Linked DNA regions of Mus musculus: regions 1 and 2 are each linked to region 3. Evidence: chromatin loops called from intact Hi-C (ENCODE). Cell type or tissue: left cerebral cortex. All regions are shown on one strand.

The links. Hi-C counts contacts between places; a loop is a spot of excess contacts. Peaks named below come from ENCODE experiments on the same cell type or tissue, not always from the same donor. Only the 100,000 strongest peaks of a DNase experiment are listed, where the experiment ranks them.
Region 1: it touches region 3 in a loop (4-fold over the local background); 4 of 42 quality-filtered maps call a loop at or near these places.
Region 2: a loop joins it to region 3, with 2.1 times the contacts of the local background. A loop is called at or near these places in 6 of 42 quality-filtered maps.

Annotation. Positions count from the first base shown.
Region 1 is chr11:30,694,372-30,702,371 of GRCm38, forward strand. No RefSeq gene overlaps it. Among named protein-coding and RNA genes, the nearest start is that of Acyp2, 49 kb to the left of the region's middle. In left cerebral cortex, no CTCF peak of the experiment used is centred here; DNase peaks (open chromatin) are centred at 4,872, 5,324 and 5,452; H3K27ac peaks cover 1,224 bases.
Region 2 is chr11:30,683,868-30,691,867 of GRCm38, forward strand. No RefSeq gene overlaps it. Among named protein-coding and RNA genes, the nearest start is that of Acyp2, 38 kb to the left of the region's middle. In left cerebral cortex, a CTCF peak has its summit at 4,743; no DNase peak of the experiment used is centred here.
Region 3 is chr11:30,750,685-30,758,684 of GRCm38, forward strand. No RefSeq gene overlaps it. Among named protein-coding and RNA genes, the nearest start is that of Psme4, 17 kb to the right of the region's middle. In left cerebral cortex, no CTCF peak of the experiment used is centred here; DNase peaks (open chromatin) are centred at 4,299 and 4,691; H3K4me3 peaks cover 1,042 bases; H3K27ac peaks cover 536 bases.

The DNA.
Region 1 (8,000 bases), 56 kb before region 3:
TGCTTTCTCAGCATCTAACGAGATGATCATGTGATTTTTGTCTTTGAGTTTGTTTATATAGTGAATTACGTTGATGGATCTCCATATATTAAACCATCCCTGCATCCCTGGCATGAAACCTACTTGATCATGGTGGATGATTGTTTTGATGTGTTCTTGGATTCGGTTTGCGAGGATTTTATTGAGTATTTTTCCATCAATATTCTTAAGGGAAATTGGTGAAGTTCTCTTTCTTCATTGGATCTTTGTGTGGTTTGGGTATATAACCCCATTAAAAATGGGGTACAGAGCTAAACACAGAATTCTCAACTGAGGAATACCGAATGGCTAACAAGCACTGAAAAAATGTTCAACATCCTTAATCATCAGGAAAATGCAAATCAAAACAACCCTGAGATTCCACCTCACACCAGTCAGAATGGCTAAGATCAAAAATTCAGCTGACAGCAGATGCTGGTGAGGATGTGGAGAAAGAGGAATGGTTCTCCATTGCTGGTGGGTTTGCAAGCTTGTACAACCACTCTGGAAATCAGTCTGGTGTTTCCTCAGAAAATTAGACATAGTACTAGAGGAAGATCCAGCAATTCCTCTCCTGGGCATATACCCAGAAGATGTTCCAACTGGTAATAGGGACACATGCTCCACTGTGTTCATAGCAGCCTTATTTATAATAGCCAGAAGCTGGAAAGAACCCATATTTTCCTCAACAGAGCTATGGATACAGAAAATGTGGTACATTTACACAATGGAGTACTATTCAGCTATAAAAAACAAAGAATTTATGAAATTCTTAGGCAAATGGATGGATCTGGAGGATATCATCCTGAGTGAGGTAACCTAATCACAAAAGAACTCACATGATATGCACTCTCATTGATAATTGGATATTAGCCCAGAAACTTAGAATACCCAAGATACAATTTGCAAAACACAAGAAAAATCAAGAAAAAGGAAGACCAATGCATGGGTACTTCATTCCTCCTTAGAATGGGGAACAAAATACCCATGGAATGAGTTACAGAGACAAAGTTTGGAGCTGAGATGAAAGAATGGACCATCCAGAGACTCCCCCCCCCCCGACCCCCGTTGATCCATCCCATGATCAGCCACCAAACACAGACACTATTGAATATGCCAGCAAGATTTTGCTGACATGACCCTGATATAGCTGTCTCTTGTGAGGCTATGCCAGTGTCTGGCTAATACAGAAGTGGATGCTCATTGTCATCTATTGGATGGAACACAGGGCCCACAATGGAGGAGCTAGAGAATGGACCCATGGAGCAGAAGGGATCTGCAACCCCATAGGTGGAACAACAATATGAACTAACCAGTACCCCCTGAGCTCGTGTCTCTAGCTGCATATGTAGCAGAAGATGGCTTACTTGGCCATCATTGGGAAGAGAGGCCCCTTTGTTCTTGCAAACTTTATATGCCCCAGTACAGGGGAACGCCAGTGCCAAGAAGTGGGAGTGGGTGGGTAGGGGAGCAGGGTGGGGGAAGGTTATAGGGGACTTTCAGAATAGCATTTGAAATGTAAATGAAGCAAACATCTAATAAAAAAATGAAAAAAAAAAAGAGGAGGATATTCCCGGTTACCATAGTGAGTTCTTAGTTACCAACAATAGTAGTTATTCTAGATTATTTAAACAGCAAAATAATATATGGAATAAAAAAGAGGTGTCCTAGGACCAGTGAGATGGTCCAGCCTGAAAGTCAGTTGCTGATAACCTGACAGCCAAAATTCCACAGAGCCACATAACAGAAGAAGTGAACATACATTTACATGCATAGTCACTTAACACACTTAAATAGAAAAGAAAGAAAGAAAGAAAGAAAGAAAGAAAGAAAGAAAGAAAGAAAGAAAGAAAGAAAGAAAGAAAGAAAGAAAGAAAGGAAATAGAGAAAAGAGATTGCCAATATGAAAGAAGTGACTCTAGCCCATTCAAAACTGTATAAAAGAATGTCTGGAGCCTGGCTGGGGGAATGGATACCAATCATGCCAACATCCTAGAAACCTTTGCTGGAGCCACTGACACACCCACCAAGAAACAAGCTTCTTACTGGGTGCTTCTGGCCTGAGGCATAAACATTGGTCAGGAACACTGGGTTGACCAAGGCCAGGCCAGGTGCCCACACCTCACCATTTTCCCACTGGACAGCTACAATAAGAGGACAGTTGACCTTTAATCAACACTCAAAGTGAGGGGTTTCCTGAACATAGGAGGTGTTTCAAATGCTGAGCAGCACCTTTTCCCAAAAGGAAGACGCACACAGAAATTGGGAGATGGTTTACCTTATCCTGTGACCTATGATAGGTAGTCAGCTTCTTCCTCTGTTTCATTCTCCATTTCTACATTCCAAATGCCCTTTCTTCAAACACTTTCCTAAATGAAAGTCTCTTTCCTCTGCTGAAAATATTCCTTTTACCACCAGCAGCCTAACCACTTCTAGTGTAGGCCAACATCAGAGAGCTGCCAGAAAAGGATGGCCCTGGCATGGGTGAGTTCAATGAGGAAATATTTATTCATTAAAGTGAGCACCAGGATCCTTAATGGAGCATCCTGACATAGGAGGAGTAAGAACATGCTCCTGGAGCTCAAAGAGATGTGCTCTTCAGCAAAGAAAAGAAATCAATGGAATTCTTGGTCAGAAAGAAAGAAGGATCCTGGTTCCTTTTTGCCTCCCCTCTCCTCTCCTCCTGGTAAATAGCTCTTTAGTCAAACTCAGCCCAAAGCTACAGGAACAGGGGAAGGTCAAGAAATATGCCAGGTGAATCTGAAGGGGCTAAGAAAAAAAAAGCCCATGTTCTTTATTTTACAGTAGATCTCTGTCCTGGTTAGTTTTAACTTGACAGAGCCTAGAACCTCAACCGAGGCCTTGCCTAAATCATATTGGCCTGTGGGCATGTCTAGAAGGGATTGTCTTGGATAATAATTGGACCTAGCACACTGAGGGTAACACTATTTCTTGGGCAGGTGGTTCTGAGCATATAAAAAGCTAGCTGACTAAAAAAAGATATAAATCTATCCTAGAGCCAGTTAGCCAGCAGCATCCTCCATGACTTCTGCTGTACTTCTTGACTCAAGTAAGTTCTTTGGTTAGAGATAATACTGTGTGGAAAAGCAAGCAGGCACACCTTTAAGTTCCTGATGTAACTTTCCACAGTGATGATCTGTGAGGGGGATTTGCTAGATGAATAAATCCTTCCTTCCTCTAAGTTGCTCTTGGTAAGGGTAATTTATTACAGCAACAGAATGATCTTTCTCTTTAACAGTACTAGTTTCTACTTATAACTTTACAGCTAAAAGTGATTAAAAATTAGTCTTTGAGCCGGGCGTGGTGGTACACGCCTTTAATCCCAGCACGCCTTTAATCTCAAGGCAGAGGCAGGCAGATTTCTGAGTTCGAGGCCAGCCTGGTCTATAAAGTGAGTTCCAGGACAGCCAGGGCTATACAGAGAAACCCAGTCTTGAAGAAGAAAAAAAAAATTAGTCTTCCTTCCCTGCTAGACTGTAAAAGAAAGCTCCTTGAGGTCAAGCATTCATCTATCATTTCTTTATCTTATTTCTCTAGGAACCTGCATATCTGGTATGTAGAAGAACCTTAATCAGGCTAGAGATGTAGCTAAGTTTGGTAGAATCCTTGCCTAGCATGGAGGATACCCTGGGTTCAATTTTCAGTGCCATATACATCAGATTAGTGACACATGACCATAATCCTATCACTCAGAGGATGGAGTCAGAGAGACTAGAAGTCATCTTCAGCTACATATTAAATTCAAGGCCACCCTAGAAAACAGGAGACTTTGTATCAGAAAATAAAATGGGGCTATGGAGATGGTATTCTATTGGGGCTGTTCTATCAGTTGGTAAAATGATTGCCATGCAAGCATGAGAATATTAGTTTAGATGGTAGGATTGGAGATCATGACTAACTAATTTAGTCAAATCAGGAAGTACCAGGCTTCATGAGAGATCAGTGTTTGAAAAAATAGTGTTGGAGAAATGACTGTGGAAGGCATCAGACTTCCACTTCTGGTGTCTGTGTATATGTGTGCACACATATAAGAACATATGCATACACTACATACATATGTGAATACATAAAAGGGACTTCAATTGCTACATCTTGAGTTCATGAAGGTGTGTACAATGTGGAACACTATACTTAAGAGATCAAATTCTTGCTGGGTGAAGTGGCACAATTCAACCTAGCCAGAGCCATACAGTGTAACCTGGTCTTTAAAAAAGATATTAATCCTTAGCAAGCATAATGGCAAATACGTAATCTTAGCACTCAGAAGCAGAGGCAGGAGAATAGCAACATGTGCATGCCAGCCCGAACTGCATAGAACTGCATAGTGAATTCTGTGTTACCAAGAGTTATTCAGAGAAACTCTGTCTCAAATATCCCCCAAAATCTAATTTTTGAACCACTTTTAGGGGAAATGTTCCCTGATTCTTCGTTAGCCATGTTGTTTCCCAGTGTGCCTTCTTTGCGTATCCACGAAAATAGCTTCTGACTTCAAGACCTCTCAGATTTTACCCATATTAAACTTAAATGCTACCGACTGTTGCGGTAAATCTCCTCCCAAATATGCCCCAGCAATGAAAACACAACAGTTAGTATGATTATTTGCTGCTCGCCTAGATTGGGCAGATCTACCGCTACACTACCATCTTCCACATCTATGAGAGCCCTTAGAACTTGCAGTTTTTCCAGGCCATGTCCTTCTGCTCTGCTTTTCTCCTTCCTCCTGCTCCTCTGCGTCCTCTCCCTCTTCCATTTTCTCCTTCTTCTTCTCCCTCCCACCTTCTACTCCACCTTCCTTTTTATCTGCCCAATCATCAGCTCTCCTTTATTTTACAAATTAAGGTGGGAAGCAGGTTACAGGAAATCACCAGAGTGCTGACTCACTCCTTGTTCACAACCACTCACAGGAGAACAGAATTAACATCAAATATAATTAGCCCCAGGGTTATCCACAACAACTGACTTAATCTTATTTTGCCTAAGGCTGCTCTTACTCAGTTACCTTTTTTAGTTAAGTTATTAATAGCTCATTCTATGACATGCATGTTTTAGTTAAGTTATTAATAGTCCATTCTATGACATACATGTAGAAAGCTAATTTATGCCCTGTAATGCTTAGAAACTGTAAGCCACAAAACACAATAAATATTTTAATCTAAGACTCTTTGCCTTTATTCTATATAAAGGCTTCAAATAGGCACAGCACCATATGGTACAGAGCATATTCATATGAAAAATATGCTGTTATCCTGAACAGGAATTGAAAGTAGAACCAGACTTATTTTTTATATACATTTATCTGGTGTCAGCATCTAAAAATACTCATATCCAATGTCACCTTAGGAGTCAGACAGAAGCTGAACAGAGGGGCTGATGTGAGAGGTCAGAGTCAAAGTATTGTGAGTCTCATAAGCCCCTGAGCATTATCAAGGCTTCGAGCCCAAAAGAACAACCAGTGTCACTCTGGAAGCTGTGTAGATTGTTCTTATAGTTATGAGCTATGTCTCTATCTTAGAGTTTTATTGCTAAAGAGGCACCACGACCATGGCACCTCTGGTAAAAGAAAACATTTAATTGAGGCTTGCTTACAGTTCAGAGATTTAGTCCCTTACCATAGTGGGAGCATTGGCAGAATTCTTGCAGACATAGTACTGGAGAGATAGGTGAGATTTCTACATCTGGATTCACAGGCAGTGAGAGAAGAGTGAGAGAGAGAGAGAGAGAGAGAGAGAGAGAGAGAGAGAGAGAGAGAGAGAGAGAGCGAGAGAGAGAGAGAGCGCCATTGTGCCTGGCTTGAGCTTCTGAAATCTCAAAGCCCTCCCCCCTGCCCCCCAGTGACACACACCTTCAGCAAGGCCACACCTCCTAATAGTCCCACTTTTTATGGGCCTATGGGGCCATTTTTATCCAAACCACAACAGACTCCATTAGGCCAATGACTATACACACACACACACACACACACACATACTTAGTACTAGGTATTGAACCCAAAAACCTTATGTACAATATGTAAAGGAGTTTTAACAAACCATTACTGAACTAATATTATGATCTAAAAATACAGAATAAAGGATAGATAAATTAAACTTAAAAGCAAGGTTAGGGTAATAATTATTTGAATGTATTATACTTAAACTATATTTTTAATGTTTAAAATTCTATCTAATAAATGGCAATGGAGAAAAAGAAAAGAAAATCAGTGTAAATTAATGAGAAGTTTGAAAAATAATTTTAAAAATAAGTTCAATATGATTACTTGCAAATGCAAAACATTTTAACAAATTCTCTCACTAAAAACACCAGTGAGAATGGATCCAGATGTGATGGTTTGTATATGCTTGGCCCCAGGAGTAGCATGATTAGAAGGTGTGGCCTTGTTGTAGTAGGTGTGTCACTGTGGGTATGGGCTTTAAGACCCTCATCCTAGCTTCCTAGAAGCCAATATTCTGCTAGTAGCCTTTAGATGAAAATGTAGAACTCTCAGCTCCTTCTGTATCATGCCTGCCTGGATGCTGCCTTGATGATGGACAGAACTACTGTAGGCCAGACCCAATTAAATGCTGTTCTTATACGAGTTGCCTTGGTCAGGGCCTCTACTCATAACAGTAAAACCCTAACTAAGACGTCAGATATCCTTTGCAGTTCAGCTTTCATCATGAATCTGACTTTAATGCTACATTTAGAATGAAGTTTCCTCAGAGACCTGACATTGCTGAGGATGCTGAGAATGGCAGACCACTGCTCTGTTGGTGCTGATCCTCCCAGGGACTAACATGTGGATTTCTCAGGAGCTCCTCAAAAAAGGCAACATTGTTTCCTATTTCATCTGTGTATAAGTGAATATCCCAAAGCATGAAGTAGAAGCTAAACAAATTGGTTTTCTACATATTTGTTTATTTTCCTCATTGACTATACCACGTCTGTTTGCTACCTGATAGCCAAACCAGTAGTTCTCCTGGCTCTGCTCTGTTGTGGCCAGTTGTTACACAATCCCCATCAAGTCCTGTGACCTTGTTATATCCTTCAATGCCTTCTCTGCTTTGATTTCACATTTGAACAATTTCCACATTTCACTCTATAAACTGCCAAGTATTCAATGTTCTATCAATAGTGTGTGTATTGTGTTAACAAATGGATGTCACAGTCTGTAAATTCAGACCCTATTAACACAAACACATTCAGAATGTACCTAATAACATGTTCTTTTCTGGTGGGCTGAACAACCCAGTCCACTGGTGCTTATGTGATAGTGATCAACTAACCTAGACTTGAGTTAGTCAAGTAGAGATTCAATAAACATTTTCAAACTTAAATATTTAAAAATAAAATAAACATATTTAATTTTATTATTTTTAACTCTGTGTGTGTGTGTGTGTGTGTGTGTGTGTGCCCTCAGAGGTCAGAGATCTTGGATCTCCCTAACGATGGAATTGCAGGTGATTGTGAGATACCTGGCATAGTTCATAGGAATCAAAATCAGTTCTTCCGGAAGAACATTAAATGTTCTTAGTCACTGAGCCATCCTGCAATCCTAGTCATTTCTCTACAAGAGAGAAATTCATCACCAGGTGTCTTAGTCAGGGTTTCTATTCCTGCACAAACATCATGACCAAGAAGCAAGTTGGGGAGGAAAGGGTTTATTCGGCTTACACTTCCATACTGTTGTTGATCACCAAAGGATGCAGGACTGGAACTCAAGCAGGTAAGGAAGCAGGAGCTGATGCAGAGCCATGGAGGGATGCTCTTTACTGGCTTGCTTCACCTGCTCTCTTATAGAACCCAAGACTACCAGCCAGAGATGGTCCCACTCACAAGGGGCCTTTCCCCCTTGATTGCTAATTGAGAAAATGCCTTACAGTTGGATCTCATGGAGACATTTCCTCAACTGAAGCTCCTTTCTCTGTGATAACTCCAGCTGTGTCAAGTTGACACAAAACTAGCCAGTACACCAGGAAATCCAA
Region 2 (8,000 bases), 67 kb before region 3:
GATTGATCTGAGAAAAGTAAGAAGAGTGGCCAGACTATGGGACAAGCATTAAGGAAACATGAATTATTTTTAAAGGATCTCAAGGAATCCCTCAAGACAGCTTAAGAAAATTTGTTCACAGCCAAGAGGTTATACTCCAGGTGAGAGGAGTAGGGTTTAAAATAGAATAAAATAAAATAAAAAGAGTAAAAAACAAACAACAAAGAAAAAACAGATGTTAGAAAAATTCTTAGCTCAAGTGCATTTATGTTGTCCTTAATTCCTAGAAGTAGGAATGATACATATATAAATGAAAGAATTAGACAAGTTGAGGAGGAATTGGGAGAAGCTAGAAAAGCAGGGCCCTGGGGAGCAACTATCAGTAGCTACTACTGTGCCTCCTCTCCCTTCTCTGGCAGAATTCCTGGAAGAAGGAGAGAAAGAGTTAGATTTGAACATCAGAGAGAGGGGGAGGGGGAGGGGAAGGGGAGGGGGAAGGGGGAGAATAGATTTCAGAAATAGAGTTGTCCCCAGTCCGGGATGTTTTATCAAAAGAGAAGGCAAATAGATATAAGCTATTTCAGAGCTCTCCTAGGAACAGGAGGAAATTGGGAGACATTCTGCTTATTTTCTGACTCCTATGGAGATATTCTTAGTTCTGGTTAGGATATCTGGGTCCCTTTGAGACATCAAGTTCTCTTTCTATTGTCTATCCTTGGTGCACCAATCTGTCCATATGTCTGTCAATTTATATTTGTTTTTGTTTTGTTGTTTGAGTTTCATGTGAAAAAAAAATGGTTAAAACTTTATCTGATGGCTGTCCATTCTTTGATTTAGTTTAACTTGTTTAAAAGGAAGTCCCAATTTGCTCAGCAGAAACTGATAAGTTACACTGCACTGTAGCTGGGAGTCAAGCACAGCTGGAAAATCCCTGATAGAAGCTGGTTTTATATACACAAACAGCTCTTAAAGGAGCAAATGGCTTTTTGCTTATAACATTGGTAACAGAAAGTCAGCTTAAAATTGCTAACTCAGGGTTGGAATCATTGAAACAAAACTTGATATGAACCAACCCAGGAAAACAGATCTCTCAAGATACTTCTAAATTGGGATAATATTTTGTGTAATTCTTATTCTAGAAACTAGATGTATAAAGGATAGGATTTAAAACAATATCTCTTTAATGATGTATTAAAAGCTGCACTGTCATGCATTCATATATAATAGCTGGCAGCCAAACTTTGTAACGTGAAAATAATGCTCACGGTATTAATTTTTAAAGAGAATGGGTTGTTTAAAACTGAGTTTTCTTTTTCAAAATCATGGGCATGCTCTAATATTGCAAAGGAAACTTAAAAATATAGTTAAACTGCCAATGTTCCATTAGCTCAGTTTACAATTCAATCACAAGCTCAAGATTTTAACTCATCCATAATTGTAATGAAGAAAAAAATCAAGCAAGTGAAGACATTCATAAAGGATATTATAAAATAGTAGTAGATTTGAAAGATTGTTTCTTTACTATTTGTTTGCATCCTTGGGATTGTGAAAGATTTGTTTTCAGTGTTCTTTCTATTAATTTTAAAGAGCCAATAAAAAGGTATCAATGGATAGTTCTTTCTCAAGGCATGGCTAACAGTCCTACATTATGTCAAAATTTTGTGGCACAAGCCATTGAGCCTATAAGACAGAAATAGCCAATAATATATATTATACTTTACATGGATGATATCTAATTAGCAGGTAAAGCTCCTCAGGACTTCTATGTTATAGAAATTTACAACAGGCATTAGATGATAAAGGATTACAAATAACTCCAGAAAAAGTGCAAACTCAAGATTCTTATAATTATTTAGGTTTTAGATTTACAGATCAAGCTAAAAATAATTATTCGCAGGGACAACTTATAAAGTTTAAATGATTTTTCAAAAGCTGTTAGCTGATATTACTTTGCTTTGTTCTTATTTAAAGCTTACTAGAGGAGAATTAAAACCCTTATTTGACATTCTTAGGGGGAGTACTGATCCTACCTCTCCTCGAGTTTTAACTTCAGAAGGGTTGTTAGCCTTACAACAAGTAGAAAGAGCTACTAAAAAACAATGTTACTTATATAGATTATTATTTGCCTTTACATTTGTGATTTTTAATACTACTCATATACCTACAGGACCTTTTGAGGTCAATTGCCCCAGTCTGTAGAACTTGTCACACAGATCCTACTGGAGGTGGTTTGGCACAAAACGCCACTCTTGCTAGAAAAAAAAATCCTTTTTATATTGGTTATATAAGAGCTCATTCTGATCTTCCTGGACCTTTAGCTGCAGGCAGTGATTGTATTGACAGAGTTTTAATAGGAGAAGCTTTAGTTTCAGGTCCTATTGTTTTGGCTAAATGTGATCATAATGAATTTCATCTCTCTAGTCACACCTTAAGGCTCCAACATCAGATCGCTAAGGAGTAAGCTAGAATGATTGTAAAACAATGTTCTGACTGTCTTACATTGTCTCCAGTTCCTTGTTTAGGGGTTAATCTATGAGGCCTTATGCCCAATAATATTTGGCAAATGGATATATCTCATTATTCAGAATTTGGAATTTTGAAATATATACATGTCTGTATTAACACTTGTTCAGGATGCATTTTTGCTTCTCTACATACAGGAGAAGCTTCTAGAAATGTAATTGATCATTGTTTACAGGCTTTTATGGGATTGCCTAAAATCATCAAGACAGATAATGGGCCTGCTTATACTGGAAACAAATTTATACAATTTTGTAAGGAATTTGGAATTGAAAATAAAACTGAAATTCCTTATAATCCATGGGACAAGGAATTCTCCCCCCCCCCTTTTTTAATTAGGTATTTTCCTCGTTTACATTTTCAATGCTATCCAAAAAGTTCCCCATACCTACCCCCCCAATCCCCTACCCACCCACTCCCCCTTTTTGGCCCTGGCGTTCCCCTGTACTGGGGCATATAAAGTTTGCAAGTCCAATGGGCCTCTCTTTGCAGTGATGGCCGAATAGGCCATCTTTTGATACATATGCAGCTAGAGTCAAGAGCTCCGGGGTACTGCTTAGTTCATATTGTTGTTCCACATATAAGGTTGCAGTTCCCTTTAGCTCCTTGGGTACTTTCTCTAGCTCCTTCATTGGGGGCCGTGTGACCCATCCAATAGATGACTGTGATCATCCACTTCTGTGTTTGCTAGGCCCCGGCATAGTCTCACAAGAGACAGCTATATCTGGGTCCTTTCAGCAAAATCTTGCTAATGTATGCAATGGTGTCAGCGTTTGGAAGCTGATTATGGGATGGATCCCTGCATATGGCAATCACTAGATGGTCCATCCTTTCGTCACAGCTCCAAATTTTGTCTCTGTAACTCCTTCCATGGGTGTCTTGTTCCCACTTCTAAGGAGGGGCATAGTGTCCACACTTTGGTCTTCGTTCTTCTTGAATTTGATGCATTTAGCAAATTGTATCTTATATCTTGGCTATCCTAAGTTTCTGGGCTAATATCCACTTATCAGTGAGTACATATTGTGCGAGTTCTTTCGTGATTGAGTTACCTCACTCAGGATGATGCCCTCCAGGTCCATCCATTTGCCTAGGAATTTCATAAATTCATTCTTTTTAATAGCTGAGTAGTACTCCATTGTGTAGATGTACCACATTTTCTATATTCATTCCTCTGTTGAGGGGCATCTGGGTTCTTTCTAGCTTCTGGCTATTATAAATAAGGCTGCTATGAACATAGTGGAGCATGTGTCCTTCTTACCGGTTGGGACATCTTCTGGATATATGCCCAGGAGAGGTATTGCGGGATCCTCCGGTAGTACTATGTCCAATTTTCTGAGGAACCGCCAGACTGATTTCCAGAGTGGTTGTACAAGCTTGCAATCCCAGCAACAATGGAGGAGTGTTCCTCTTTCTCCACATCCTCAACAGCATCTGCTGTCACCTGAATTTTTTATCTTAGCCATTCTGACTGGAGTGAAGTGGAATCTCAGGGTTGTTTTGATTTGCATTTCCCTGATGATTAAGGATGTTGAACATTGGGACAAGGAATTCTTGAACATGGGCATTGCACTCTGAAGAATTGGCTTTTGAAAAAAAATAGAGAATCATATCCCTGTACACTACAAAAATTTTTTAAATTTCAATGCCAAGGAACTCTCTGAGTGTGGTGAAGAGGGCATGTTTGTGTGTGTGTTTTTTTTTTTTCTGCAGGATGCTGAAGGAGCACGCTAGCTGCTAGAGTGGTTAATGAGACATACTGATGCTGGGACAAAGAATGATGCTGATCGTGAGTTTGTAGAGGAGTGCCCTGATAATGATGACAGAGAAGCTGTTTTGGGCTTACATCCCTGATCAACCCTTTTTTTACATCCAACAGTATGGGAAGGCCTAGAAGTTGTGGTAAACAACACTAAGTTGATGGATATGCCTGCTGGAGGAACTTTCACTATGTATAAAGAAACTAATTACTAAAGATTTAGAACTAATGTCTCCATATGCTTTTGTGGGAGGCGCAGCTACAAGCACTTCTGCCCTAGTTTTGCAAGAAAAAAAATTATTAGCTTCTTAGAATAGCAATAGATACAGAATAAAGAAAAGGAGCTGAATACACAGCTTTCCACGTTGTTCACAAATCACCCTTTTTCCTGGCTCTCTCTGATAGAGAGGGCCTGATACTTACCAATATTACTGGATTAGGAAATGTCTCAGCCTGCTTCCTTTGTGCTGCATTAGGATGCCCTCTATTGACAGCTGTACCTTATCCCATCCCTTTTAATATGTCTGGTGCCAGTCCTAAGACCTTTTCCCAAATTTTTGAAGTATCCTTATTCTTGATCCCTGAACAACAGCAATTTAAATTCTGCTATACTAGTCCCAATGATAATTTGGGCAATCAAACTAGCTCACCTAGTCAGGATCTGATTGCCTCTGAAGGGTTTTTGTCTGTTTGTTTTTTGTTTGTTTGTTTGTTTGTTTTGGGGTTTGGGGGGTTGTTTGTTTGATTGATTTTTTAAAAAATATTTTTTATTACATATTTTCCTCAATTACATTTCCAATGCTATCCCAAAAGTCCCCCATACCCCCCCCCACTTCCCTACCCACCCCTTCCCATTTTTTTGGCCCTGGCGTTCCCCTGTACTGGGGCATATACAGTTTGCGTGTCCAATGGGCCTCTCTTTCCAGTGATGGCCGACTAGGCCATCTTTTGATACATATGCAGCTAGAGTCAAGAGCTCCGGGGTACTGGTTAGTTCATAATGTTGTTCCACCTATAGGGTTGCAGATCCCTTTAGCTCCTTGGGTACTTTCTCTAGCTCCTCCATTGGGAGCCCTGTGATCCATCCAATAGCTGACTGTGAGCATCCACTTCTGTGTTTGCTAGGCCCCGGCTTGTACAACCACTCTGGAAATCAGTCGGGTGGTTCCTCAGAAAATTGTTTGTTTTTTATTGTTGTAGTTGTTTTGTTTCTTGTGGGTTTTTTGGTGTAATGGTACCCTTACTAAAATTCTTTCCAAAACATAGATAAAGAATTGCTGTGCCTTCCTGTGTCCCTAGTTCCTCAGTTGACCTTGCTAACTCCCACTGAAATAGTGAGCTGTTTTCTTCCCTGTAGTGGCCAGTGTCTCCTTAGTAACCTCTGATGTGGCTGCCAGTTTGACTGGAGGAGATTTAACCCATTCTCTTCTCACCACCGCAAAGTTAGCCCAACAATTTGTGTTGGCAGTAGAAGCCTCCATTGAGTCATTAGCTTCTTTACAGAGACAATTAACTTCCCTTGCCCAAGATGCCTTACTGAATCAAGCACTTGATTTGCTGATCACTGAGAAACATGGCACCTGTCCCTTTCTGAATGAGTCAGGCATAGTGGAAACTTGAATCCAACAGTTACATAAACTTAATTTAGAGCTCCAGAAAAAAGAAAAAAAAAAACAAAAACAGTTTTCAGCTGCTTCTGATAATTGGTGGAAGTCCTCCATGTTCACACTCTTGATGCTCCTACTTGAACCTTTAATAAGCATTTTATTAGTAGTAACTTTCATTTTTAACAGAATTACTGGTTTTATAAAACAGCTGATTGATTCCATGGCATCAAGATCTTTGCAAATTCATTATTATAGACTTGATTTGGCTAATAGAGGCCTTGTGGAACCTGGGGTTGATAATGTTCCTTCAGGAGCTGCATAGGATTCAGACCTGAATGAATCCAGCATGGGCACCAGCGTGGACTTCGAGGACAAGCACCACAGGGGAAAGTTTCACACAGACCGTCTCTGAATTTCCCATGAGACAAACCTGGTTTGCAAGGAGGTTGGTATTTTTCAACCTTATCCTAAGGATTTTTCTAAGTCTCTGCCTCCCCTCCCCAAAAGATACCATGATCCATGACTGTGGATCTCAATGTTACCCACAGGAGGAATCAGGGATGCTTCCCCCCGCCCCCACTGGTTAATGCTTACTCATCCAAGAATGAGATGACTATTGATCACCCCAGTTCCTTAGGACCTTAGTGAAAATAATTAAAATGGAGGAGATGCCGGGAGCCATGGCCTTGTGGAAATTTTCCAGTTTACATAAATAGCCCTGAGAAAACATTTGTGGTCATAACAGAAAGAATATTTATGAATAGAGAGGATACTGTGACCGTTGGTCCCAAGAACTGAAGACTGCCACCTGACCTTTGGAGAGCCCTGGGACTCTTCCCCACTCCCTTGAAGCCTCCTCTTTCTTATATTGCCATCCCAGAACAAAGTTTTTCAGCACTTGATCAGAATAATAGTCTTGCTCTCATTCTTTGTGTTTCTTGTCCCTCCCACTCTCTCTCCCCCTTGCCCTAGGTCCCCGCTGATTATTCCTGCAGGTCAGAGCAAGCAACCATCTTATATTACTGAAGTTAAGAACTTCAAGTAGCCTCTAGAAGAAGACTAAGACTGAGAAGTTGTGAGAACCTGAGAAATTCTATTTGGACTCAGTCTGTACTTTTCTTTCTGCAGAACAATTGTCACTTTTCCGTCCTAAAAAGAGGAAAGCAATGGCTATCTTCAAATAATGCTTGTCTACACTGACTTTCTTTATTCTTATCTCTTCATTTTTAGAAAGGGAAAAGGCTGATTGGATCAACTGGATCATGTGTCTACTTGAGATCAGACCTGGGAAGAAAAACTAAACCACTTCCAGATATAAATTCAAAGTTGAAATACCTAGAAAATTTTTCAGAAGGTTCTGGCTATCCCTTGAGTGGTGGCTTGTTTGTGAGAGCTCTAGGAATGTGTGTAGAACCCATTTATCTCCTAGTGGATAACAGTTGATGCTAAGCAGGCTTTTCCCTTAAATATATTCCCTCAGTCTCTTCTTTGCTTATTATCTGCTAAATTTAACCACGGACACTTAAGTTACATTTTTCCTATAAATGGTGTTAAGCAAAGGTGTTCTAAAGAAGGAAATGTAGAAGGCAAGGTAGAAATAAATTCTAATTTTATTCTTGATTATCTCTTTGACCTAGGACAACTTTTATCAACTTCTTGTACTGAAAATATACAATGATTTCACATTATTTCATAATAAAAAATGTGAAATTTAAACAGATATGAAAATTACCATCATAGTTCAAATGCCTGTTTCCATGGGGACAGGGGTCTGCTTATAGGGCCACAAGCATCAAGGGGAGGAGGCATCTGGCCTTCTTTATTGCCAATAGTAAGTTAATAATATAATTCATATATATATATATATATATATATATTCATATATGTGTGTATGTAGGTGTATGTATATATATGTGTATACACGCACCCATACATATCTCCAAAATCTTTATTGTTGTCTATCCTGTATATAGTAAAGTTTTATCACATAAGAAGGTTCTAAGGGAGACATAACAACTGAACCTGAGGAAATCCAAAACATCATCAGATCCTACTAAAAAAGGCTACACTCAACAAAACTGGAAAACCTGGATGAAATGGACAAATTTCTAGACAGATACCAGATACCAAAATTAAAT
Region 3 (8,000 bases):
CTTTTCTGACCTGCTTTGGGCCCCAGAGGACCCCATGGTGCCTGTTGACAGGATTCCAATGCCTAAGTTACACAATAGAGCTCAGGAATTCCTGACACTGGGAGCAAAGCCTAGGGTTTAGAAGGACCCAGAATGGATCTCAGAACCAAGAACTCAGAGAGCCCCAGCCTCTAGTTGGTTTTACAAGAAAGCTATAAAAATTTTTCTCTTGATCAGACTGGTGAACTAGTAAAGCAGAGGGCTGCAGTTGTTAAATGTTGCTGTCTCATATTTTCTGTTGTTTGGCTCTATGTTTTCCATTCTAGTTTTTACTCTGTTTCTTATTGCTTTACCTGTTTTTCTGGCTTGGGGTATCTGGATATATGAACCACAAGACTGATAAGAATTCAATGCTTGAGGCCAGTGGGAAGCTTTGAAAAACCTAGGGCCCTGCTACAGCACCATTGTGACTGTGGAGAACTGGACCTCCCCTTCCTGAATTGCAACATTGCAGAAGGTATGGACCATTTTTCCTGTCTGTTTTGGATATATGAATGTGGCCACTGCATGTTTGTTTCTCTCTCTCTCTCTCTCTCTCTCTCTCTCTCTCTCTCTCTCTCTCACACACACACACACACACATATATATATATATACATATATATATATATATATATTCTTAAAAGTTTCTTTTGCAATATCAGAGCATAACCATAATTTTGGAAAGCAAAACCGATTTTTAACTGTGTAAACAATCCAGTCTCTCTAAAATCAATACCAAGTGCATTATTTTCATGTTACAGAGTTTGACTGCTAGTTATTATATATGAATGCATGATGGTGCAGCTTTTAAAGCTCATTAAAGAAACATTGTTTCAAATCCTATCTTCTATTAGTCTGGCTTCTAGGACAAGAATTACATAAAATATTATCCCAATTTAGAGATACCTTTAGAGACCTGTTTCCCTGGGTTGGTCATGCCATGTGTTGTTGTCCAGAAAGACTCCAACCCTGAGTTACCAGTTCTAAGCCAACTTTCTGTTACCACTGTTACAAAGTTTATACCATACCCAATAACTTGTAAGTCAGTAACATATTTATACATTTAAGACCAGTCAGAAACAAACATAAAGTGGCTACACACATTTACTTATTTAGACTACACAGACAAAATTTTCTTACCTTTTTCTATCAGTAATATCAAGGGAGGAGCACCTTGTCACCAGCTGAACCCAATAATCACAGTCACAGAGATTTTTGTAGGAGAAACAGCCATCAGCTTCCTGACCAAAGAAGCCAAGAAGCTGCTGGTCCCTTTAAGAGCAGCTTTTACAGTAGACTCCTAGCTACAGGTGCAGGTCAACTTAACCAGTTTTTGTTGTGCCAATTCAGAGTGTCTTTTTTTTTTTTTTAACAACACCAAAAAAAAGAAAAAAAAAATCCTTGAAATGAGTTAAAAACTATATCAAGGGGTGAACAGCCAGCAGATATGAAACACAGAGCAACAGTCAAGCAATGAAACAAAACCACAGACTTAAACTGACAGACATGGACAGAGTGATGCACTAAGGACAAACAATAGACCAAGAGGAAGAGAACTAGATGTTCCACCAAAGGGACCCAGAACCAGAACTAGGCATTACCCCTCTGGGAACCAGAGAGGAAGCAGGATGTCTCCTGACCTCCTCCTAACCCCAGGAGAGCTCTGGAACAGCTTACGTTCATTTTTCTTCTCTTTCACCAAACCATCCCCAGACACAGGTGAGGGCTGCTTTTCTGAAACCCATTCTCCCTCTCATGGCAAGGCTCTAAACTATCTCTAATCAGGGTCTAGAGACTAAAGGCATCTATGAGAACTATTTTCGCTTCCCTAGATTTTAGCATACCTCTAACCACATATACAAAACGCATTCTACCATTACCCTGTCCCATTTTTACAGGGTTTACTCACTGCTGGCCCAAGTTTTCCTTTGCACTGGCTTTCTTTCCCTGCAATGTCCTTCACTATACCCCTTATACTCCAGCCCCAACATGGAAGACACCATCTGACCAAGCCAGCTCAGTCAGTAAACGGGGTCCCAAGGGAGGGATGGAGGATTAAAGAAAGAAAGAGAGAGAGAGAGAGAGAGAGAGAGAGAGAGAGAATTAGACAACATCATATCAAGACCCAGCAAGTGCTGAGGCTGATTTTTTTTTTCAGTCTGCTTTATGCTATTCTAGGTACATGCAAAGAGTAGGGTCAGTTCTAGGTCAAAAGCAAAATAGTCAAGGAAAAACCAAGGCATAAACAAAGGTCCAATGATTACTCTATTCAGGGACTTACCAAAATGATCAGGACACAAAGAATATATTCTTTAGCTGTAGTAATTTTTAGCCATGCCCTAGTCCAATGTAAATAGTCTTGCCAAATTCCTGAAGAGGCCTCAAGAGCTCTCTACACTTTCTCTTCGGCTGGATCCACTCGCCAGATGTTTGGCCCATTCCCTAGCCTTCGCCTATCTTTTCAGCTTTCCTGGGCACTGACAATGATATACTAGAAATAGTTACAGAAGGGAACACATCATTCCTTGTCCCCTAACAAGCTGAAATGCTAGGTCAGAAGGAAACTCCCTGGCATAGGGAACAAAATGGCATACCACAAAAATGGGCCAAGATTTATCAATATACAGACTCACAAACTAAAATAGTTCTACAATATAATAGGGCACTTGGTCTGCTTTATGCAGAACAAAGACATATTATATGGCTTTAAGAGAAAACTATTATTTCTATACAAACCATTCAGGATTATAATCTGGTTGTACTCAGAGAAATATTACAAAAAGAGGACCTGAGATTAAAAAGCAAAATGACTATTACTCTGTTCATTTCCAGGCTCCTTCTAAATAGTAACGCTAATGTCAGTTATCACAGGGCCTTTGGCCCATCTGCTTCTGCTAATTACTGTTGAGCCTCACATTACTGATAGATGATAATTCCTATGTGGGTAGCATTAAGCTGATGGTTATAAGATCCCACTATACACAAGTACCCAATACAGAGTCAAACATTTGACAACATTTACAACTCAAGGGAAGAATGTAAGAGCCAACGTTAATCTGTAAGCCCCATCTACCCAAAAGCCAGGTAACTTCCTGGGATGCTGGGAATTGTAGTTTTTGGAAAATAACGGTGTCCCATAAGAAATACTGTGGCTGTGTGTTGTTGTCTTTAAAAAGACCCTACAGGACATGCCTCATCACCACTTGCTGGGAGTCCCAGAGAGTAGACCTAACCAGAGTCCATCCTGGTCAGTAATTAATGCTTGCTTCATATTTGGCTCAAAGTCATGGAACTGGTTTTTCTCTTGTGAATCTCAGGATTAATACTTGTCCACATTTTGTGCAAGGTCGTGGTAGTACTTGAGGCATAGGGCCAGTTCCTTGCCCAGTGGTTAGCATTTCCACAATTGGATACGATCTTGGGGATGCTGCTAAGTTCTGCCATTTGTTTATTTAAAGCTTTGCTTATTAAACCTTTTAAATGCTATATTCTCAGATCTCTGAGGTGTTTGAGGGTCATTATTTACTTGTTTTTAGTTGACAACATATACAGAAGTCTATATAAAGGTAGATATAAATTGGTCTCTTCTACCAAGCTTTGTTTCTGTAAATGAATTGTATTTGTATTTAGCATGATTATAACCATAGTTCTGAACACATTAAAGAATTTGATTATTTGTAATGTGACTGATGTGCACATCTTAAGTTATCTTTAAAAGTTTACAAGTTAGCAGTTTTTACAAGATTCAAATTTTATAGTTTTATCCTTGTTAAATTCTAGGCTTCAAAATTTGAATGGAAGATGTTTGTTTGTTTGTATAACATGATTTTAATATTTTTCAACTGTTCATATTCAACAGGCAGAATAATCCTCTTCCGGGTCAAAATCTGGATTATCACTTGAAGGACGTGTCCAGAAGATGTTAGCACTGATCAGTTTTACTATATCAGAATACGCTGATTCAACAATTACACCACGATTAGTTGAAACATACTCAACCAGTTCATTCAGTGGTGCTCTTTTAATTTCTTTGCTCTTCAAGTCTGAAACAGAGTCCATGAAATCAAACAGTACACAGCACTGTTGTAGCTTCTGGCAGAAAAGCTCTTGCTGTTCATTTGAAGTGGCATCTTTGAGCTGGGGCAGGGGGTGCAGCTCTGCCTGGCTGCCCTGGCTGCCCTGGCTGTGGAACTGCGACGAGCCCTGAGAACGCTTCTGCCTCTGTGCCTTGCGCACCGATCAGGTGAAGCCGTCCACAACTGGTGCGAGTGGCGACGGCGACTTCTCGGCGACCCGGGCGCTCGGCCCCTCCCGCAGCGGCTGGGACAGGCACGGCGGGCCTGCGCCCCAGCACCCCGGGCCCAGGCCGCGCCGCCCTCACGCTCCGCAAGCTGCTCTTTACGGGACAGCGCCTCGCTGCCGTGTCCCCGCGCCAGGCAGCCGCCTCTCGGGGCTGGCGGAGGGGAGGGTGGGGGGGGGGCGGTGGCGTGCGGGCCGCACAAGCTGCTGACGCCCGACTACGAGGGCTGACAGAGGTGAGCCCGAGTTGGACCGCTGGAGCGAGCCTCGTGGCCCCTTAGCGCACGGAGTCCGGACAGGTCTTCAGCTGCTGTCGCCCGCGCTGTCCGCCAGCCAGGAGCCTCCTCCATCTCCGGTCTGTGCGAGCCACTGCTCAGCGCTCGCTCGTTCTCATGTCAGCGATGGACCCCTCCTCGCCCGGGGCGGCCACCAGCACCCAGATCCTTGGAGCTTCGCCCTTGCTCAGCCTCCGGCGCCCACAGAGCACACCCTGGGAGCAACTTGAGAGGGTGGCTGGTACTCGGTGCGCATGCCACAGTTCTTAAAGATACAATATAAAGGTCTAGTCCTCTTAAAAACTGATATTACAAACTGTTAAGGATGATAAAAACACAAGTTACACGCTTTTAGGGATGGTTAAGAAATGTAGCTGTCCAGTGGCCACGGAAAACTGGGTCTGATTAGCCTTCTCAGGGCTGGGGGAAGAGCACAATTCCCCTTTTTTTATTTTTTGAAAGATGAGTGGAAAGGGGACACAAAATTTACTTGTACTCTATGATCCCACCTAGGAAATATGGTGACTAGGCGGCCGTGTCTGCTTAGGTCTGGGTCTATATTACTCCTCCTTACCGGTCTAGTAGAACAAGCGAAGCTTGTTGGTGTTTGTTTGGCACTTGTCTCTGTCTTAGGTCGACAGGAGCTCAAGAATGCCAGTTGCCCACCAGCCTTCAAAAGCACACATTTTCCCCATTCAGACCAAAGCCATGAAGGGCATATGAATATGCACTCAATGCATTTCTTCATAGGTATGAATAACTGCCATGGTGAATAACTGAGCTTGCTGAGGGTGATACTGTGTAAAGGCAACCAATCTGCTTAAGATAAAAAGTCAAAGGTTAAAAGCAACAAGATTAAAGTTGTCTGCAGAAATGTCCCAGGTATTCAATTCAGCTGCTAGTTAGCAAAGATCAGACACAAAGTCTGGCCACCAGGTGTATGGGAGGTGGCTTTGAGAATTGATAGAAATCACTTACTTCTCTGGTAAGAGTGGAGAAGTTTTGTTTTTTAAAAAGCCAATTTTTCAGAGTGTAATACACACGCTCAACAATTCCTTGTCTCATTAGGTTATAAAAAAAAATCCAGTTTTGTGTTCGATACCAAATTCCTTACAAAATGATGTAAAGTTGTTTCCAGTATCAGCTGGCCCATTATCTGTCTTAACGACTTTAGGTAATCCCATAGCATTAAAGGCTTGTAAACAATGATCAATTACATTTCTAGAGACTTCTCCAGTATATAGAGAAGCAAAAAAGAATCCTGAACAAGCGTCAATACAGACACGTATATATTTCAATTTTCCAAATTCTGCATAATGACTTACATCCATTTGCCAAATATGATTGGGCATAAGGCCTCGTGGATTAGCCCCTAAATGAGGAACTGGAGATAATGTAAGGCAGTTAGGGCATTGTTTTTCAATCATTCGAGCCTGCTCCTTAGTGATCTTATGTCAGAGCCTTAAGGTATGACTAGAAAGATTAAATTTATTATGATCACGTCTAGCCAATGCAACAGGATCTGAATCTAAGACATCTCCTATTAAAGCTCTGTCAGTGCCATCATTGCCTGCAGCTAAAGGTCCAGGATGACCAGAATGAGCTCGGATATGACCGATATAAAACTTATTGGGGGGGGGGTAAGAATGGTATTTTGTAGTTGAGAAAACAGAGATCTTGCTAGTGTGTTGAAATTAAATGTACCACAAGTTTCCAATAGAGTAACAGACTGGGCCACATATAGACTAGCAGTAAAAAGATTAAAAGTATCATTTACAGACTGAAAAACATTCAGTACTGCTGTCAGTTCTGCTAGCTGAGCTGAGAGCCCAGGAGTCTCTATGACTACCTGTTGATTATTTATGAAATATCCAGCTCGTCCTTTAGAGGAGTCGTCAGTAAAAATAAAAAAAAAAAACATTATGCAGAAGCTGTAAAGATGTCACATTAGGACATTATGTACATTTAAAATTTTATCAACCTATTTGAGGGTAATGATTATCTATAGTTCTTTAGATCCTATTTGAGCAAGGAACCAATCCATACTATGCAGCTTTAGCCAAGTATTTTGATCTACATTAAAAGGATGTATAATGACGTCTGCTTCTTTGCCAAAATAAATCAGTGATTGCATCCTTCCAAGTATAATCATATGGGCTACTGCCTCATAATATGGCAGGATATTACGTTTAGGAGATATCCTTGAATGTATCCGCATAAGAGGAGCCTTTTGCCACAAAAATCCTGTAGGTGTATGAGTCATATTAAAAATCAACAGATGTAAAGGCAAAGAATAATCTATATAAGTAACAAATGGTCTCTCAACAGTTCTTTCTGCTTGTTACAAGGCAGGCAATCCTTCTGAAGTTAAAGATCTAGGGGAGGTAGGATCAGGACTCCCTTTAATAATATCAACTAAGGGTTTCACTTCTCCTGTAGCAAGCATTAAATAGTGGCAAAGCCAATTGATAATTACCTAACAGTTTTTGAAAATCATTTAAAGTTGTTAAACAGTCCCTGCAGATGATTATCTTCTGGGGATAAACAGCTTGATCTGTAAGTTTAAAGCTTTAATAATTATAAGGATCCTGGGTTTGTACCTTTTCTGATGCTATTTGTAGTCCTTTATCAGCTAATGCCTGTTGTAAACCTCTATAACATAAAAGCAAGTCCTGAGGATCTAACAAGATACCATCTGTAATGTATGATGTATATCATTGGCCATTGCTGAATGGCTTATAGGCTTATAGGCTGAATGGCTTGTGCCACAAACTTTTGGTATAAGGTAGGACTATTAACCACGCCCTGAGGAAGAATTGTCCATTGATATCTTTTCCTGGGTTCCTTAAAATTAATAGAAGGAACACTAAAAGCAAATCTTTCACAATCCTGGGGATGCAAAGGAATAGTAAAGAAACAATCTTTCAAATCTACTACTATTTTATAATATCCTTTAGGAATAGCTACTGGAGATGGAAGTCCAGGTTGTATAGCTCCCATAGGTACCATGGTTTCATTGACCTTTCTTAGATCTTGTAGCAATCTCCATTTACCAGATTTTTTTCTTGATAACAAATATTGGAGTATTCCATGGTGATTGAGATTGTCTTAGATGCCCTACCTCTAGTTGCTCCTGCACAAGCAAAGAGGCACCTTCTATTTTTTCATTAGATAAGGCCACTGATCAACCCACACAGGAATATTATTAAGCCATTGAATTTTATCAGCATGGGATACAGGCAAGATAGTATTTTTATGGAAAAATACCCCAAACCTCTAGTGTTAAAGTGGGGCTTAGGCCTTTCAATTGTCTTAATGCCTTGTCCTTCCTTTCCTAGCCCTTGACCAGGCAAAAATCCTTGACATAGCATCTGCTTAGTCACTGTCTCATTAGGACTACACATTA